Regions from separate parts of the Homo sapiens genome. Here region 2 is linked to region 1. Evidence: chromatin loops called from intact Hi-C (ENCODE). Cell type or tissue: ascending aorta. All regions are shown on one strand.

Region 1 (2,500 bases):
CTAGAGTCCCTCATTTTTCATCCAGGTGACTGCATGTTACCAGTTTTCTAACATTGTGAGCAGCACCCACAAGCTGCAATCTTCAGACCTGCAACTACCCGATCAGTTGAGTCGGCTCTCTCTGGTTTTGCCAAATTGGCCTAGCCTCAAGAGGCCTCCAGTTACACATTGCTCCTTGAAGAAGGGGGCCGCCTCTGAGCCTAGAGTGACCTCGGAATTGTGGTTGGGAACCAGGTTCACCTTCCAAGTGCCAATCTCACTCTGCAGAGGAGTGGGCCTTAGTGTGAGGGGTGGTAGCCCCTCAGCCTCCTGTTGGTGGAGGCCTCAGAGGAGCAGAGAGGACATCTCCTCCTTTTGAATCCTGGCACCTGAGCCAGAAACCGGCTCTCCCAAGAGGTAATATGCATTTCCAAGCCGAGCTGTACACAGAGCTGAGACCCACATTGGCCACTGGCCAGCTGGTGCCCTTGGGTAAGTAATGGCAGCCCTGAATCTCTGTATTCTCAACTTTAAAAGACGAGAAAGGTGCTTTTCTTGGGAGTGCTGTGTCAATTAGGAAGAGGATGGTGTGCAGCAGGCACTTAATTGGCACTGCATTCCTCCTGTGCGGGGTACTCTGGACCTTTCCTCCTCCCTCTGGGCTCCTTAGAAGCGAGGATCAGCCCCTCTGGGCTTATTATCTCAGGCTGCCCCTTCACCCACCCTGTTTGTTGTCTGCTCCTGGGCAGAGACCTTCATTAAGGGCAACAGTGTCAAGGGGTGGCCCAGGCCCTGGAGCCAACCCTGGAAGCATCACTTCTTGCCTGTTGCCCCTATTTTGAGGCTCAGTGGGAATGCCCATGGCCAGCTCCACAGCAAGACAGATGGCTCTGTCACTGGCCTTGAGTAATGGGAGGCTCCTCTCACCCTACTGGGCCAAAATCAAAGGTTTCTACCATCTTTGTGAGGCAGTTTTACATGTATCAATCTCATTTGGACCCTCTCATAAACTCAAGCAGGGCAGGGGCAGGGTAATTAGCCCTCTTTAACAGGATCAGAAACTGAGATTCAGAAAGCCACTCATCCAGTGTCTTGCAGCTCCCAGGGGCTGGGCCACACATCACGCAGCCTTGGTGCCCCTCCTCCTCCCATTGGCCAATTTTACTGGAACCCATGGGTACACGAGGCCTTAGGACACCTCTGCTATTCTTACCAGCCCTGCTAAAATATCCCTAAGGACAGCAGGCTCCAGGATGTGATGTCTAGATGTTTGCAGCTTTTCTCAGGGGAACTCCAGTTGTTATCTAATCATTTCAACACAAAACCTCAAAATAAACCCACATGAATTATGGACTAAATGCCCAACTCACAAGAATTTTGTAAAATAAACGATGAATCATCTAAAATATTTCATGTATGTGTTGGACAAATCTGAATTGTGTACGCAGGTCTATCCTCAGAGCCTTGGTAAGTAGAGATTCTCTAGGGAAAAAGTTTGAGAGCAAACTTAGGCTTGGGAGAAGCAACAGGGTTGAGGCTGAGCGTGGGATTGATGCTGGAGTGTCACTCACTTTTCTGGCCTTGAGGAAGCCGTTTAGAATCCTGAGGCTCAATTTTCTCATTTATAAAATGAGGTAATGGCTGGGCATGGTTGCTCATGCCTGTAACCCCAGCATTTTGGGAGGCCGAGGTGGGCAGATCACCCGAGGTCAAGAGTTCAAGACTAGCCTGGCCAACATGGCAAAAGCCCATTTCTACAAAAATACAAAAATTAGCTGGGCGTGCTGGTACACTTCTGTAATCCCAGATACCCGGAAGGCTGAGGAGGGAGAACACTTGAACCCAGGAGATGGTGGTTGCAGTGAGGCGAGATCATACCACTGCACTCTGGCCTGGGTGATAGAGTGAGACTCCATCTCAAAATAAATAAATAAATACATACATAATAAATAAAATGAGGTAACAAGACTTTTTTCAAAGGGTACTTTTGAAGTTTCTAATTTTTTTTTTTTTTTTTGAGACGGAGTCTCGCCCTGTTGCCCAGGCTGGAGTGCAGTGGTGCGATCTGGAATTACAGGCGTGAGCCACAGCGCCTGGTCTAATTTTTGCATTTTTAGTATAGACGGAGTTTCACCATTTTGGCCAGGCCGGGATCAAACTCCTGACCTCAAGTGATTCGCCTGCTTGGTCTTCCAAAGTGTTAGGATTACAGGCGTGAGCCACCTTGTCTGGCCTGATGCTTCTTTCTTTTTCTAAAAAAGACAGCTTCATACTTTTCTTTCTTGTCCTTTGCTTTGTTGCCAAGCTTGGAGATGATGAAATTGAGACTTAAAATAAGACAGTACGATCACCTTTTCTTGTATGTGGTTTGCAATTGAGTCCTAAGAGGCAGAAGGGGGCCACTCTGGAAATTCCAAGTCCTTGGGAGTGGTTTGTGTTTACAGTTTCACACAAAAATGAACCAGTTCCATGAAGACTCAGAAGGGAGACTCAGAAGGGTGGAGGGAAGAAGAGGGGTGGA
Region 2 (2,500 bases), 200 kb before region 1:
GCCCAGCCGAGAGGCGGCACGTGGGGAGTTGGGAACTTACTGTGCTGGGCCTGGGCAGGGACCACCGGCCAGGGCTGCTTTTCCCTTCCAGAAACAGCTCCTCCTACGTTTCGCTCCTTCCCCTGCTTTAGTCAAGCACACCCCTCTTCGTGTTAATGTCTCGGCAGCTCTGGGCATAAAGGAGGCAGCTGGAATAGCCCACCAGGTGGGAGAGCCTGGTGAGTGTGGGAGTCCCCAGAACCACAGCCAGGAGCAGCTGGCAGGTGTGCCCGGCCCCACGGTGAGCACGCAGGCATGGAGCTCACAGGACAATGTCCGCCCGGGGCTGAGGGCCAGCCTGCCGAGGGCCAGCCTGCCAAGGGCCTGAGGGACAGGAACAAGAACAGCGCTCTCCGGGAGAGCCTTCTGACCAGGAAGCTGAGTGGCTGTGCCTTCCTGGGGACTAGCCACTAGGGAGAACCGCCTCTCAAAAGTTCCCCCAGGAAAAACAAAACCTACTTCGAGCTGCTGGGAGGGCAGGTTACTCACCTCTGTATCCCAGGTAACAGATGCCTGATGCCCACTGGCCTTCCTCCCTCCCTCTTTCCTTCCTCTCCCCCAACCCCATTCTCTCCTTTACCACTTCCTTCCTTAGTTCATTTTTGCTCCACTTCATTCCAAATAGAATTTGAGATGACTCATCGAATGAATTCAACATAACTAAATAAAATTTTTAAAATAAAAACCAAACCAATAAACAAGCACAAAAACAGGGTTAAAGACAAGAGTGGCCAGGCCAGAGAGAAGGAAAGGTATGCAGCGAAACCTCAGTTATGGGAATGAGGCACCAGACGGTTCTGAGTTACAAAACGGGAGATGGAGGCCGGATACACGGCAGATCTTGGTGACATAGAGTCCCGGACCTGCCCGAGGCGGGTTTATTTCCTCACTTAGCACTCAGAGCTAAGAGGAAGGGTGGCCAGCCCGGGCCACATCGTGTCCTCAGCTGTTAGACTCACCCAGGCAGCTGTTTAAACTGATCTCACTGATCTCATGACTACATGGTCAGTCACGTCCCTTTAACTGACAGGGAGATTTGTGTGTGCTTTTTTGTAACATCTTACATGCACTTACATTCTTTTATTTTTATCACTTATTTCATAACGAAAACATTTCTTCACATAGAAAAGTGGACCAAGGGAGGGGAGGTGGGGAGGGCCTCATTGGGCCCCCAGCATAACCCTATCAGTGGGCAGGGTGTTCTGGGGGCGCCCATTCCACTGGAAACCACGTGGTGTCTCCTTCCAGGCTGAACACAAACAGGGGGCCCCAGTTTATAACTAGCCAGGGGTGCACTGCTCAGACCAGGCTCAGCTCCACAAGGCAGCCTGCGCTTCCTGCCACCTGCCCACCATTTGGCAGGGGCAGACACAGCAGTGACGGCAGGGGGTCAAAATAGGACCACCTGTCCCTTTACTGGCCACAGTCATCAGACCCGGAGACACTAAACAGGACTTTAACTCCTCCGAGCATTGGTTTCCACCTCTGTGAAACTAGCTGACAACACCACCAGCCTCCCAGGATCTCTGTGGGGACTAAGAAGATGCCTCAAGGCACCAAGCCCAAGCCAGCAGCACTCATCATCAGCCCTGGGGGAGAGAGGAGGGTTGCATGTGTTGTTTCCAGTCCAACTCCCGCATTTTACAATGGAGGAAAGGCCATGGGGAGGGGCTGCTCTGGGGGGGCAACAGCTGGGCAGGGTGTGGCACCCTGAGGACAGGCCAGTTTATTCCTTACTTCATGGTGACAGAAAACAGGCCGAGCCCTAGAGAGCCAGCTCTCTCAAAGTACCCCCAATGGGAGTGTCCTCAACTGCAGGCAGCGGCCAGCCAGGCAGAGCCAGGCAGGGGGCTCCCATCCATAGGCGAGCAAGTTAGCAAGGGCGGCCTGGGAGGGAAGTGCCTTCTCTAGAAGGTGACAACATTGTTAATGAGCCCGTGTTAATGTCAGTCATCTCCGGAGTCTGAAAGTGCCCTGCAGCAGGTGGGAGGGGTTATGTATGCTGAGTCCACTCTGGAGTATGCCCTGCAGAGCTGCGTTCTGTCCTGTTAGATGTCCCACCCAAACTCACACAGATCCCCCTGCAGAGAGCCTGGAAACCAGCCCCTCAGGGCACAGCACAGGCATCCCAAGGACAGCCCCACCAAACCCCCAGCATACAGATACCTGGTCCTGTCCACATGGGATGTCGGGGGTGCTGACGGGGGCAAGACCCACAGATGCTGACCACCATGGGCCACAGAGATAGGTCTCTGGCCCTGCAGCCAGCTGGTTCCATACAATAGCTCAATGTTTGCAAGGCTGAGGGAAGGGCCTAATTCACCCACCCCAGCCTGGCCAACTCTGATGGGCAAAGGGGCTGCCCAGAGAATGCTGAGAGGATCACCCCAACTCAGACCAGGACCATACCTGCCTCCACACCCAGAAGGGCACAGCAGGGCTTTTGCTTTAGAATGAAGAG

Evidence for each region. Hi-C counts contacts between places; a loop is a spot of excess contacts. Peaks named below come from ENCODE experiments on the same cell type or tissue, not always from the same donor. Only the 100,000 strongest peaks of a DNase experiment are listed, where the experiment ranks them.
Region 2: a loop joins it to region 1, with 2.0 times the contacts of the local background. A loop is called at or near these places in 3 of 110 quality-filtered maps.

The regions. Positions count from the first base shown.
Region 1 is chr7:47,650,403-47,652,902 of GRCh38, forward strand. No RefSeq gene overlaps it. Among named protein-coding and RNA genes, the nearest start is that of LINC02902, 3.6 kb to the right of the region's middle. In ascending aorta, no CTCF peak of the experiment used is centred here; a DNase peak (open chromatin) is centred at 1,129; H3K27ac peaks cover 1,546 bases.
Region 2 is chr7:47,452,893-47,455,392 of GRCh38, forward strand. All of the region lies in intron 4 of TNS3 (tensin 3), which reads right to left. Among named protein-coding and RNA genes, the nearest start is that of SNORD151, 11 kb to the right of the region's middle. In ascending aorta, no CTCF peak of the experiment used is centred here; DNase peaks (open chromatin) are centred at 352 and 949; H3K4me3 peaks cover 1,042 bases; H3K27ac peaks cover 2,500 bases.